Regions from separate parts of the Homo sapiens genome. Here all the other regions are linked to region 2. The links are chromatin contacts, found by Hi-C or POLR2A ChIA-PET in ENCODE. All regions are on one chromosome and are shown on one strand. The core of a region is the stretch at or near the end of the contact, and the rest is flanking DNA. Distances in the headings are between cores, read along the strand shown. Region 1 overlaps ANKRD55 (ankyrin repeat domain 55). Region 2 has its middle 67 kb from the start of LINC01948. Region 3 has its middle 85 kb from the start of C5orf67.

What was found. A loop is a pair of places that touch in the nucleus more often than their neighbours do. ChIA-PET counts read pairs that join two places held with the same protein, here RNA polymerase II (POLR2A). Pooled maps may share reads with other maps.
Region 1: a loop to region 2 is called in a map with no recorded cell type, with 5 times the contacts of the local background. The contact joins two enhancer-like sites. A Hi-C loop is called at or near these places in 6 of 37 single-sample maps with no recorded cell type and 5 of 50 pooled maps.
Region 3: a loop to region 2 is called in a pooled map, with 8 times the contacts of the local background. The contact joins two enhancer-like sites. A Hi-C loop is called at or near these places in 22 of 37 single-sample maps with no recorded cell type and 5 of 50 pooled maps. POLR2A ChIA-PET finds 5 or more read pairs at or near these places in 3 of 52 experiments (GM12878, WTC11 and activated B cell).

What each region holds. Positions count from the first base shown.
Region 1 is chr5:56,146,819-56,151,748 of GRCh38, forward strand. The region is part of intron 6 of ANKRD55 (ankyrin repeat domain 55); the gene reads right to left. It also overlaps the pseudogene RNA5SP184. Among named protein-coding and RNA genes, the nearest start is that of ANKRD55, 84 kb to the right of the region's middle. RefSeq lists a cis regulatory region at 1,652-2,152. Within about 2 kb of position 1,858, at least 4 of the 41 ENCODE cell types and tissues checked have a DNase peak (open chromatin) inside an H3K27ac peak, as active enhancers do.
Region 2 is chr5:56,412,521-56,417,313 of GRCh38, forward strand. No RefSeq gene overlaps it. Among named protein-coding and RNA genes, the nearest start is that of LINC01948, 67 kb to the right of the region's middle. RefSeq lists an enhancer at 2,815-2,864. Within about 2 kb of position 2,956, at least 16 of the 41 ENCODE cell types and tissues checked have a DNase peak (open chromatin) inside an H3K27ac peak, as active enhancers do.
Region 3 is chr5:56,688,842-56,693,808 of GRCh38, forward strand. No RefSeq gene overlaps it. Among named protein-coding and RNA genes, the nearest start is that of C5orf67, 85 kb to the left of the region's middle. Within about 2 kb of position 3,695, at least 3 of the 41 ENCODE cell types and tissues checked have a DNase peak (open chromatin) inside an H3K27ac peak, as active enhancers do.

The sequences.
Region 1 (4,930 bases), core at 608-3,107, 270 kb before region 2:
TGCGTTCAGGGTGGTTCTGGCCATAGACCACTGCACTGTCAAACGTGAGGTAGATGGCAATGAGTATATGCAGAAGTATGATTTAGAGATGTGGGAATTCAGTGCGAAAATGTGGTTGTGAATTAAACAATGGTAATGCAGTGTTAATTATTGTCTCCTAAATACAGTTTCAGACTTTAAGAGTTATTCTCTTTAAACAACCGCAAGAAACCCCCCCACAAAACCCAACTCTTGCATAGTTTGGTGAAGGGGTGGGGTGGGAGGAGTGCTATCATTTTTCATACACCTACTTGGTGCCAAGAGCTTTGTATATTCTATCTCATAGAATCTTTACATGATCCTAAGGGGTTAGTAGTTTTAAGCCTATTTTACAGGCAAGGAAACTGAAATACAGATTAAGTAATTTGCCTAAGGCCATTGACTGAGTCCATGGTAGAGCTAGGGTTCAATACTTGTTTCTCTGACTCTGGAGAAAAAAATGTTCTTTCCACACATCATGGTGGTAGAATTTCATTTTGGGAATGAGCTCAGATGCTAAAAAATTCCTTTCTTTGTAATTGTAGCTGGATTCAAGGTTGTCTTACTTTCTAAAATGATGGTTCTTACTAGTGTAAGGATTGGTACCCTATATTTTTGTTTCATTTGGCATTGCCTCAAGGGTCCTCCTGAAAGTGCAGTTGGCAAACATTTATTTTTATAAGATATATACACATACATAATACATATTCTCCCACCCAGTTCACCGTCACCACAAAACTTGAGAACATCTTGAAAATAACTGGTGATCCTCTGAATGGCTCCAAATCAAGACCCAAATTACTTCATTACTTTTCTAAATACTTGTGCAATATAAATGGGCTGTGAACACTCAGTCAAGTAAAGGGAAATTTCCTGCCGCTTTTTTTTCTTTTTCTTTTTTTCATTTGGGCTGATGAGAAATAAGAATAAATCCTCTTAGAGTTAATAATGTGAAAACCAAAGCTTTCAAAAGCAGCTCAAAGGCAGCGGTTGGTATTGCACACTTTATTTAGGAACATTTTCCTACAACTGCTTCCTTCTCCTTTCTTCTTCTTCTTTCTTCAACTTCTGTTGGGCCCGCAGAAATTGTAGTTGTCTTATGTTAAAATTCTGGTGACCAGTTAAGGGGCAAACATCAGGCTTAGCAATTGGTATCTGTACTAAGCAGTGACAGAAATCACGATTAAGCTGTGATGCACATAAAGGCAGATGCTGTGGCATATTCAGCATGGTATGCTCCCTGCACTGAGCACACAGTAAGTGTTCAAGAAATGCTTACTGGAAGAATTAATTAGTGAATTGCAGCTTATCAAAGATCACTTGGACTCATAGGGAATATAAAATCAGAGTCTGTTGGATAAGACAGCCATCTGTGTCCAAGTTATGGAGACCTTTCCAACCAGTTACTTCCTGGAGTTTCACTGAGGGATAAACTGAGCCTTCGAAGCATCTAGGAGCTGACAATCTAGCAGTCACTATCAGGCATGTTGCAACAAACACCCAGATGGCCCTGGTGACGGGAGAATTCTACTCTTCTGAAAATCAAAAAGTATTGATTGGCTCAAAGAGTGAGGAGGAACACATATTCAGTTAAAAATATAAGCTCTCCAGAATGTTTTGAGGGGAAATGTTAAGTTTTGGTTGACTTGGGATCTGATTTTAGATTGCTGATAAGACAAAATGTATGTTCTAACTGTTGGGTGCATAGTAGGGTTGCTTTGGAACAGTGTCTTGTGTTGATGAGTAATTCTGCGCCTTGAACCTGTGCCACCACAATTTCAGTTAAAGGCTTACAAGTCCTATCAGCTTCTCAGAACATTTTTTTTTTTTCAAAACCACTTTTGTGTTTTCTGAACCAGAAATCTGCTTTAGTGCTTAGCAGGTTTCATGTTTCAGAACTGTACTTTTAGAGTGTCTCTAGACAACACTGAAAGGCACACAGAGAGAAATGTTGATGTGGCTGGGTGCTTGGTTTGTTCCCCGTCTTGGTTGGCGGTTCGGGGTGGGGTGGTGGAGGGGGAGGGTTAAGAATTATAGCAGGTGTCTGCTGGCTGAGAGGTCAGTAAACAATTCCAGATGCTTTGAAGGATCTAGAATTTCCAGCAGCTTGGCTCTGGTTGACATTTAAAAATTAACATACTTAATCCTCTAATCATATATGATCACCCCCAACAAAAGTGATAGAGGGTCTCCCTTAGATAAAAAATTGGAATTAATATGTACTTTAAAAGTAGATCTAGTTTTAAAAACTAGATGGTGTTACAAGTACAGTAATGAAAGCCATTTTCTTTCATTTTTATTTGAAAAACAATCTTATACATCAGAAAGCTTAGTAAATTAATTCATTGTCTTTGTTTTGGAATTTCCTAAACTGAGTAGATAGACGGTGAGCATCACGATAGCCAAAGACTGTAACTGAAGGCCAAGAATACTCTGAGGTTGGATTTTAGGGCACTAGGAAGGGCTGCTAATAACGACACTCTTTAAAAACTCTCACTTTCTCCCTGTAATAATTATAAGAATAATATGTCTGACATTTTTAAAAAAAGACTTTAGAATGGGAGTTTTCATAATTTAAATCAGACAAGAAAAACAATAAAACGAACTTAGGCCATAGAAGTCTAGGAGCCAATTCTAACAAGAACAAACTTATAAAACAAAGCCTTCAGAATAGAAGCCTAAGTTGATAGATTTAATTTTCAACAAAAAAAGAACATCTACATTCTTCTGCACTAAACTGTGAACTCCATCATAGCAGGGATGAAGCCCACATGAGACATGGCAGGTACTGAACAAATATTTGTTGAATAATTAAAATAAAACAATCTTCCTGTTCCAAGGAGATCACCTTGGGAGGCTATACAATTATTCTACTCATTGCTCAAAATACTTTTGGGAGGTTTTTTTTTGGAAATTGCCACTAGAGCAAGAGCTCTATCCATGGATAGAAATAAGGATGTGTGAGTTTCATCAGAGAAATAATTACATCTTTATTTTCACTAACTTCTTTTTTTTTTTTTTTTGAGACGGAGTCTCATTCTGTCACCCAGGCTGGAGTGCAGTGGCACCATCTCGGCTTACTGCAACCTCCACCTCCTGGGTTCAAGAGATTCTCCTGCCTCAGCCTCTCTAGTAGCTGGGACTACAGGTGCGAGCCACCACGCCCGTTGAATTTTTGTATTTTTAGTAGAGATGGGCGTCACCATATTGGCCAGGCTGGTCTTGAACTCCTAGACCTCATGATCCGCCTGCCTTGGCCTCCCAAAGTGCTAGGATTACAGGCGTGAGCCACTGCGCCCGGCCTATTTTCACTAACTTCTAATTGAAATTTAACATCTTTTTCAATTATGAATATAGGCAACAACCCACAGTAGTATAAACAGTACCTGTGACTTTGCCACCTCTATAAATTATAGGTACAGTGCTATTACATTAGTGATTGCAGATCACTACATGTCTCACTACTTCAACAATTGTAGCAGTTTGTGCTCCTACCATCAAATCTTATTTAACGCATTAATAAACAACCTTATATGTTATTATCATAAATTTGGTCTTTAAAATGTTTTCTAGCCTTGGCAACATGGTGAAACTCTGCCTCTACAGAAAAAAAAAAAATTAGTTGGGTATGGTGGTATGCGCCTGTAGTCCCAGCTACTTGGGAGGCTGAGGTGGGAGAGTCACTTGAGCCTGGGAGGCAGAGGTTGCAGTGAACTGAGATTGCACCACTGCACTCTGGCCTCACAGAGTGAGACCCCGTCTCAATAAATAAATAAATAGGCTGGGCGTGGTGCCTCACACCTGTAATCCCAGCCCTTTAGGAGGCCAAGGTGGATGAATCATTTGAGGTCAGGAGTTCGAGACCAGCCTGGCCAACATGGTGAAATCCCGCCTCTACTAAAAAATACAAAAATTAGCCACGTGTGGCGGTGGGTGCCTGTAATCCCAGCTACTCGGTAGGCTGAGGCAGGAGAATCACTTGAACCCTGGAGGTGGAGGTTGCAGCTAGCTGAGATCGCACCACTGCACTCCAGCCTTGGCGACAAAGCGAGACTCCGTCTCAATAAATAAATAAATAAAAGAATGTTTTGATAGCTGTATTTTAATATTTTGATTTCTTTCGCAATCTTATATGTTTCATTTTCTGTAATTTCAGATATTTTTCCTTTTTGATATTTTTTTCCTTTTAAAAAGAAGTTTAAATAGAGATGAGGTTTAGCCATGTTGCCCAGGCTGATCCTGAACTCCTGAGCTCAAGCAATCCTCCTGCCTCGGCCTCCCAAAGGGCTGGGATTACAGGTGTGAGTCACTGCACCCAGCCTAATTTCAGGTATGTTTCTGAGAAGTTATCCATAGGTTTCACAAACACATGAAGATGTGTCCATGTCATAAATATGGGTAAGGACTCCTGCTCTAAAGTCTACAGGACATTTTTAAAAAATTCTAATTGGTATAAAATTTTATTTACTTATTTATATCTCATAAACACCTCTAATACCATGAAAATCTTAGTTTTTTGAGAGTAGGTTTTGGAAATAACAGTCACCTGGAGTCAAGTCTGGGAAATAAATTGGATAGCTGAGTCAACAAAACAAAAGAAGAAAGGGCCATAAAATAAAATAACATGACTTTTTCTTGAATTTAATTCTTTCTTTCTCCCTAGATATAACATATCTAGATATAATATATATCTAGGCTGGGCGTGGTGGCTCACGCCTATAATCCCAGCACTTTGGGAGGCCGAGGCAGGTGGATCACTTGAGGACAGGAGTTCGAGACCAGCCTGGCTAACCTGGTGAAACCCCATCTCCACAAAAAATACAAAAATTAACCGGGCATGGTGGCAGGCACCTGTAATCCCAGCTACTTAAGAGGCTGAGGCAGGAGAATCACTTGAACCCAAGAGGCGGAG
Region 2 (4,793 bases), core at 1,706-4,205:
CAAGACATTCCCAGTGGGTATGAAAAGCTACCAACTCCAAGAAGGCCCAACCCAGTGGGTACCAATTACTTGCCCCCTAATGCACACATCTTGAGTTTAAACTTTGTCTCACAAGCTTAACTTGTATGCAGGCTCTTTAGCAGTGGCTTAAAAAAACAAAGGTGGGGCAGTGTTTCTGGTTTTTCTATTTTTCTCCATCCTATTTTATTTTAAGCTCCTCATAAAGAGACTCATATCTGATCTCTAGTTCAAGTTGTCCGGGTGTGCCCTGCCTCGTAGACAGACTGTGAAAGAATTAGCAGATTATAAGAATTTAAGCCCTTGTGGATATATCTGTGACAATGAGGCCAGGTGCTGGTGTGAACTGAAAAAGAAAGAGATGAGAGAGACCTGTCACTGGGCTTTGTCCACAAAAAGTGTGCGAAAAAATACGAAATCATTAAGTATTGATTTATACTGGTTATACTGCAGTATGAATGCAACCATAAAATCCAGGGGAACAGTGAAACAAAGCCAAAATATGAGTGAGGATAAGCATGGTAATTCAGAGGAAGTAGGCTGCTTGGGTCCCCGGTGGTGGGGAAATGAGTGGATGGGAGAAGCACTGGGTTGAGGAGGGTGCTGGGTGAGGCTGGGGCTTCTCTGGCTGCAAATGACGTGAGCACTGTCATGTCAGGAGACCTGAGACAGCAGCAAACTGTGAGAGGGGCTGGGCTCAGCTTGCTGTTTAGTTTCACATCCGCTGACTTTAAGTATTAATATCTGCATTTAGGCAGTAACTGTGAAGTAAGGGAATTCTTGATCAAGCTTTCCTATTTATGTTGTCCTTATCCCGACTCTCTCCCGTGACAATACAAATGCCAGCTAAGCCAGATTAATAAAGATGGGAACACTGGACTCTTCCTGGAGAATTCTGGGTTTTTCTGCATGTTTTTCTAAGATCCATTAAGAAGAGTTATCCAAATCTTGAAAATAAAGAAAAAAGATGAATGCATACCTTTTAATCTGCTTGCCCAAAAGTCATCTGATATTCTAGGGGGAGGTAACATTGTGTGTCTTACTAATTAGGACCCAGACTCTGTAAAGTTTGATGTTATCCCATAGAAAATGTTACATTGCTAAAGACATCTGTCCAGAAAAAAAAAGGGTAACCCCGATGGTTATGGCTTTATTGCCCTGTAGGACATTAACCAGTTTGGTGTCTAACTTTGCACTCTTATTTCAGAATTACTTCCAATGACTATCCACGTGATGGTTGTCATACTCTTCTTTATTCCAGCTTTGTCATTCTGCTTCTTCTCTCGTTGAGTTAAATAAATCTTTGACATCTGCTCACTATATGTTTTATGAGAGTTAAGTTTTTAACTTAAAAATAATTATACTTTGACAAATCTTAGAAGTCGACTTGGTGTAATAGGTTTAATTTGCTGATTAACAAAGATGGCTTATGATGTATCTTTGTTAATATTAAGAACCTGAAAATCTTGCAATTAGCATTCATAATTTTATACAGTGTATTTTATACACTTCTCTGCATAAGAACACTGATAAGAAATAACTAAGAGGAACCGGCATTTTGTAAACCATTGAGTGAGTTTTGAATAAGGTTAGCGACAGAACCAAATAATTTTTTAATTTGCAAGAAATGTTCTGCTACTCTGCAGAACTGTTCTTCCCTGCACCCATCTAATTGTGAAATTCTTGCAAGGCTTCAAGTCAGGAAGCATTTCAAATAGAAAGAGGAACTTTAAAAAATGTGCCCCTGGGGAAAGATTTTCCCCCTTCTCCTCCCCGAAAAGGACTCATAATTCATTTCAGCTGCTTTGTATTTTCATGGCATCATTTTTTTAAATAGCAATAGAAAATTGAGACTTTATGGGAGAGGCATCAAATATAGGGCTAAATGTTATTTTGTCTTGGTAAGGCCTAGCACAGGATTTTATTAGCTGCTGATATTTTGTGGGAATCCTGAAATATCTAAATTAATTGTCTTCTTTAAACATTTTTTTTTTTTTCTGAGACAGGGTCTTGCTCTGTCTTCCAAGCTGGAGTGCAGTGGTGTGATCATGGCTTACTGCAGCTTTGACCTCCTAGGCTCAGATGATCCTCTGGCCTCAGTCTCCTGAGTAGCTGGGACCAGAGGCATGCACCATTACACTCAGCTACATTTTAAAATATTTTTTGTAGAAACATGTTTTTGCTATGTTGCCCAGGCTGATTTTGAACTCCTGAGCTAAAGCAATCCTACCACCTAGGATTTTCAAAGTGCTGGGATTACAGGCATGAGCCACTATGCCACCGCGCCAGTACATGGATCTCTGTACTTGCCTGGGCAAGGGGGTGAGAATCTGTCTCTACAAAAAAAGTTTTTAAAAATTAGCTGGATGCAGTAGCACACACCTGTAGTTCCAACTACTCAGGAGGCTGAGGAAGGAGGATCCCTACAGCCCAGGAGCTCGAGGCTACAGTGAGCTATGATTATGCCACTGCACTCTAGCCTGAGCCACAGAGCAAGACCCTGTTTCTAAAAAAAAAAAAAAGATATTGGGGTCAACCATCACTCCTAGTCTCTCCATGCATGAGAAACTTCACCTCTAATATAACTCCTTATAGTAGGTTCTCCGACACAAAGTAGTTCTTCAGTAAAGAAAGCCAGTTGCCTTTGCCCCGTGGCTGTCTCACTATGGACCTTTGCCGCCTGTGCTATCCGAAATCCTCTGATGCTCTTTAGTCACTCTGGTTTAGCCTCCTGCTATTAAGGCTGACTGTCCCCAAACCCACAGTAATGAAATATTGGTCATTAATATATTGTTAAGTCGTGGCAGCCCCTGCATCAATATTAAATAATTATGGTGTGCTTGAGTGCTTACCATGTCCTAGGTCGCTGACAGGGTATGATCGACCAATAAGACTGAGACAGGAACTACAGCCATCACCCCATTTCCCATGACAAACAGCAGGGCTCTGAGACTGATGAAACTTGCCCCCAGGAGAAAAGAGGAAGCAGCAATTGGGCCACGCCTCTCTACAGAGTTCTTCCAGTTGTTGACTCTAAACTTCTCACCCCCAAGAAAGTTTCACAGAGAAGTAGATTGCACAGTCTTAACACCAGCCTGAGCCTTGGGTCCAGCTTCTTATCTGCAGTCCAGTCTACTTCTCAGGAATGTCTTTCTAGGCCATTGTTTACATTATTTCAAAACCAAGGAGCTATGAAATTTCTGAGAGTCCTAAGCCTGGAACCTAAAGATTGCAATTCAAGGCCAGAATTTGCCTTGTTGTCACTGTCAACTCACTCTTCTCTTTATTATCTGCTAGCTTTGAGGGCTTTTGAATTCTTAAGACACATCTTAACTCTTTTCTTGGAGCTTTTAACATTTTCAGATTTTTAAAAATAGTTTTGTTCTTTCTTTGTCCTTAGATATCTAGTAATGCTTTCTCAGACTCGGTCAAGTTAACTCTTCTGGGATTTCATTGTTTTAACTGGCACACTGTGGGAGGTCAGTGTGTGTGTGTGTGTGTGTGTGTGTGTGTGTGTGTGTGTGTGTATGTATAAAACAGACATCAAAGGTTTCAGGAATTATTGGTCCTGTCAAAATTCTGAGTAGCTCAGCTCATATTTACTCATGCACCTTACTCTTCCAGCTCGTCTGCACTTCTTCCTTCTGGTTCTTATGTTGGCAGGTGTATTAGTAAGGGTTCCCTGGAGGGACATAACTAATAGGATATTATATATATAAAGGGGAGTTTATTAAGTATTAACTAACATGATCATAAGGTCCCACAATAGGCTATTTGCAAGCTTGAGGAGCAAGGAGGGCCAGTCCCAGTCTCAAAACTGAAGAACTTGGAGTCCAGTGTTTGATGGCAGGAAGCATCCAGCACGGGAGAAAGATGTAGGCTGGGAGGCTAGGCCAGTCTTGCCTTTTCACGTTTTTCTGTCTGCTTAGCCAGACAGAAAATTAGCCAGCAGCTGATTAGATTGTGACCACCAGATTAAGGGTGGGTCTGCCTTCCCCAGTCCACTGACTCAAATGTTAATCTCCTTTGGCAACACCCTCGTAGACACACCCAGGATCAATACTTTGCATTCTTCAATCCAATCAAGTTGACATTCAGTATTAACCATCACAGCAGGGCAAGAGAACACACAACATGATATTATCACAATATTTTTACCACAGCAAACTTAAGGTACCCCATCCACACAGATGCCTGTCAAAATAAAACAGAAAAGGGAATAGGAAGCAGGGGATGAGGAGTTAATTTCTTTTAGACTTGCTGCTTGAACTTATTCAGACTCCTCTTAGATCTGGAGCTGACATTTTTGTGACATTCTTTTCTCATAGACCATTTTTTCTACTGAGAGCTGACTTGGAGTCAAGAAAGGAAGAACAAACTAGTACTTAAATGAAATAGGATACATTTGAATAGGTCTTTTAATTTTTCCAAGTATTTAATCTCTGTTAGCTATATTCTTGTGGCGTCCATATGAAGAGATAAGTAGCAAATTTTAAAGAATTTCTACTGAAGTTAGAAAACTGAGTTCATCTAATCTTTTTATGCATCTCTATAATTTAGGAGATTGATGCTCAGAAATGATTATAATTGTTCTAGTGGAGGTGCCAGCTACTGTGCCCATAGAAGGATCTATCTGTAACTAAATTCCTTGGTATGGCCACGAATGGTAAATCTCACCTTTCTTGAGGCCCCTCTTAGCATCAGTTTCCCTGAGCTTCCCTGCCTTTCTCACCTTTCTTCCTTTGTCAAAATAAGATGATATTTTTCTAGATCCA
Region 3 (4,967 bases), core at 2,445-4,944, 280 kb after region 2:
GTGTAATCAGGGCTGCAAAGAATTAGGGCAGAGATTGAATGTTGAAGCCGGTGCAGGGGGGAAAGACACTGACCAGAGCACTGGGCTCTGGGGGTAAAATGCCTGGATTAAACCCTGGCTCTGACCCATAATTTGTGGCAAGCAAGAAAACAAAAACTCTGTAAGCCTCAGTTTTCTTATCTATCAACTGGGAATAATTGCTTTACTCATAGGGTTATTATGAGGAACAGATGAGATAGTGAGGTTGAGTGCCAGCACAGTAGCCAGTACTCAATCAAATATAACTGTAAAACAAAGGGGCAGTTCCTAAGGCCCAAAATGGAGTTTTAGTCAAAAGGAAATAAGGCAAAAGGCCAGTTACAAGATGGAGCAGGCCCTGCAGTGGAGTTGAAAACCCAGGTCACCATGATGACTGTGGACTATAACTTTGGGTTCCAGTTTCTTTGCAAAAACAAGATTGTCCCCCAAGTCCTAGACAAATTGGGCAGCCGTGGCCTTAGCTACAAAGGTTAGAAAGAGCCAAGCAACCATTACCCTGACTGTCTTGGCACAGGTTCAAAGCTGATGATCACTCACCGGGACTTTGAAAGGCCACTTTCCTTTCAATCCACAGGTCCTTCCCAGTATGGTCCTTCAAGAATTATTTCTTTTTTTGTTTTTTCAACTAACCCCTGGTATTTTCCATGTCCAGTGCCACGCTTCTATCCTCATTCTGGGCAGGGGCCTCCCTCCTGTCTAGCTCTCCAGCCATTTAAGTTTCTCCATCCGGCACTGCCCCGGTTTTGCTCTGTTTCCCCATCAGCCTTCATTCTAGACCCTTCACACAGGCAGCTCCCCAGCCCACAGAGTCCAAAAGCAGGCTTTCTTCTCTACCCTTTCTCCCCACTCTCACCCAGTCCCATCCTCTGCCCTACCCACCCATCCCCGACAAGCTAGGATTTCATTATCCTCCAACTGAACCATATAAAGCCTCCATTTAGGAATTCTCATACATATTTTCATGTTAGCAACACCCACCATCTTCCCTGGAAAGTTCCCATTAGCTTTCCCTTAAGCACTCAAAATACAGTGAGACTTCACATTAACATTTTAACACAGAAACCTCTGTCCTGGCTTTTCGGTTCACTGTCATTCAGGGGGAGGGAAGCATTTTACCATACTCTGAGAATCAATTCCTGAGGTGGAAAAATGGGGACATTTTTCTAAACATGTTTGTTTCTGATCTTCCTTGCTGTCCTCCCCCAGCCTCCCATGAAGCTGATATCCCCATCGGATTGGACCTGCACTCTTGGTGAAATGTTGCTGCTGCTGCTGCTGCTGCTGCTCATGAGAGCAGAGAGATTTTTGTGATCTGTTTCTGGCACAGACCAATAGATCTGTTGTTTTCCATGGCCAAAGCTTGAACTTCTAATCTTGTCCAGCCATTTCATAAACTTGGTTATGAGACCTGTCCTACAGGGGACCAAGCAAGAGAACCATTCGAGAGCATCAGTGTGGCTAAAGATCAGCAGGCCCAAGTGGTAGAAGGTGGCCAAGAGGGTACTGACCCATCAGGCAGCATGTCCTACCTACTACCTGTGCTACAGAATCTTGTCTTCTGCTTATTCTCTGCACTCACACAAAGGAACTCAGTGAAAAAAGCAAATAATGATATGTGATCAGTTGCATTCCTGGGTTAGCCAGTATAGGAAGAACATTGCCTTTTTATAGAGATACCAATTCATAGACCATTTTTAAAGCTGAAAGAGAACACAGGGATAACCTCTCCAACTGCCTTTTTTTTTTTTTTTAACAGATGAAGAAATTGAGGTTTTAAGAGATAAATGGACCGACCAAGGATCACAAGAGCTGAACAGGAACTGATCTCCCTCTTTCTGTACTTTTTCCGTTGCACTACACTATTTACAAATATTATTTACAAAATGCATTTTTAAAATATAAGCGTATGATCAGAGACAGAAAGAGGATGTATTGGTAGAATTTTTTCCTTGAAAATTATTTGTAATGCCATAATGTTTTTACAGGCAATATGCATAGCTGAATTGTTCCTGGAGAGTGATAAAGTACTCAGGATCAAAGAAGTTATTTGGTTGCCAGGAAGAAAAAAGGAAGAAAGTAAAGTTGGATAGAGAAAACCAAGATGGGAGGTTTAAATATGTATTGGGGTGAATATCAGATCAAGGAGGGAAGAATAGGGATGAAAAAGGAAACACATAGAAGAAGGATATTAAAGATCAGGAGAGACAAAAACACTTCCAAGAAACCTAAAAAAGTAGTTTCAATGGTAAAGTGTGAGAATCCTTAATGTTAGCAATTTAAAAACCTGTGAGTCCTAGAAAAGGACAATGGGGGAATGATCTCTACTAAGCAGGTGATTTACCTATTTTCTCACTCCATCCTCACAAAACCCCATTAGAGGTTATTATTATACCTATTTTACAGGCAAGAAACTATGTCTCAGAGAAGTTAGCTTGCCTAGGTTCACAAAATGAAAATGTAGTAAAGCCAAGATTCTAATTCAAGATTGTCACCAAAATCCATCCACCAATCTAGAAGTCATGGCTTTCTTTACATCAGTAGATAGTAACACAAGTAATAGTGCAGAGATTAAATCTTTTCTTAGAGTAACGTTTAAAAAGTAACATTAGCATGTCATATTTGTGCCTCTAACATCACAGCCTGGAAATGCTATGTTCTACTAACCTTTACTTTGGGTCAGAAGAAGTTACTGCCAGGCATTACAGGAACTTGGACTTGGGTTTTGGAACAATCAAAGAGTAACTGATGTGGGAAGTCCTTTAATTCTTCCAGTGATAAAAAGATGATTGTACCAAGGGCTCATGTCCCCATTTCCAAGTGAGACAATGTGAGTCCTCACCTGGCAACTATAGTTTATTTTTTCTACCTCATTTTAATTCAGAGTAGGCTTCAGAAGTCCTAGTAAGTATTCAGTTTCATTTCCTTCATTCTTATGTATTTTTTAAAGTTTGGTCATATTTTCAGTATAACTTAGCTCCAAAAATTCTAATAGCACCTCTATTTAAGAATATATCACAAGGTATCCATATGTTGGGGAAATGATAATTGACTAAAAGTTCAAATTCTCTTGATAATTTTCTGTTCCAAGGAAATTGAGTGTGTGTGTGAGTGTGTGTGTAAATACATATATATGGAATATATAGATACTCATTTAGGAGGTACATTTTGCTTTCTCTTAAGATTACAACATAGCTGGAAATTAATTTAATTTTCTTCATCTCTTGTGTGGTTTCTTCTTTTGTTCTACATATTACTTCTTAATCTCCCTACCCGCAAAGGGGTTATAATAGCAAAGTAACTGAACTGATGCCATTTTTGAAGTCCTAACATGACAAAAGAATTTTAACAGTTATCAGAAGTTGATTTGATAGATTTTAATAGATTTAGTTGATTTCAATGGATTATGATTTCAAACGACAGCAAAAAGGGAGTGAGGAGATTGGAAAGGACGAGAACATCAAATTAACAGAATGGAGTTTCCTCAACTGAGATAACTTTTGTTAAAACTTTTTTTAACCCAAAGCTGAATTTACTTTCTATTCATTTCCACACTGAATTATAAACAACACGTTTTGAGGTGTTGTATTTAGATGTTTTTAATTTGGCCAGTCTAATACACAACCTAAAAAGTTTCCATTAGGGTGCGACAACGCCTAAAAACAAAACCAAACAAAACCTTTTCCTGTTCTGCTTAAGGTGGGTGGATCAAAGAATGTTTAGGCAGATAAGAGGGTTTCAGAGGTCGTACAGTCCCAGTTACCCAGAAGATTATAAAGAAGGATTTTTAAAATCATGGCTGTCAAGGGTTTCTTGTCCAAAAAAGCAAGAGAATTCTCCAAACAATTGTTGGTTAATGTCCAACGCAGTTTGCTACATTTCACATCTTCTCTGTCTTCAAAGGCTACAAATTTGAAACTTTACTGGGTAGGAAGGTTTTGAAACTCAAGTTCCATTTATTCTTGGCCAAGCCCAGCCGTCTGGTTCCCAAGATGGGCATGCGAGAGGGTCAAACTGTTGAAATAGTTATTTCCCCATCACCCGAGCTCCCCAGAGGATGAGTTAAAAACAACTTTTAAACAAGTATAGATCTAAAACACAACGAAAAAGGTATTTTGGGTTGTAACAGCCAAGGTCCAAGGTGTCCTGGCTCTGCAGATTGAGCCCCACCTGTCTTTGTGAGTAACTTCTTATTTCCTCCCCAGAGTGGTGGAAAGACATGTTCATTGCCATTTGGAAGCAAGACATAAAAGAAATCACAAAGGGTAAATTAGGACTGCTGCACCACACCGGAACTTAAAGGTTGATTTAATGTTTTTTTGGCTTTGGGGAGTTTTTTTGTTTGTTTTTTTTTGTTGTTGTTGTTGTTTTGTTTGTTTGCTTTTATTATGGTACTCTCTCATAAATATGAACTGAACTTGCCTTTATCAGAGTACAAATAAGAGAGACATTCTGAGATCTTCGGTTTGACTCCTGGGTGAGTCATCCTGCACCCCCACCGCTCGCCCACCAGTCCCCAGGCTGCCATTACATTTGAAAAATAGCAAGCGAAGAATTATCAGAGGGAAAATCTAAACTATAAAGAAAAAACTAGGCCAGGGACAGTGGCTCATGACAGTAATCCCGACACTTTGGGAGGTGGAGCCCAGGAGTTTGAGACCAGCTTGGGCAATATAGTGAGACCCCCATCTCTACAAAACACTTAAAAAAATTAGCCAGGCATGGTAGCACACGCCTGTGGTCCCAGCCACTCAGGAAGCTGAGGCAGCAGGATCACTTGAGCCCAGGAGGTTGAGGCTGCAGTAAGCCATGATCGTGCCACTGCACTCCAGCCTGGGTGACAGAGCGAGATCTTGTCTCAAAAAAATAAATAAATAAAATAAACAAATAAATAAATGAGCAATCTTCCTTTTTGTCCCCTACGCTGCCAT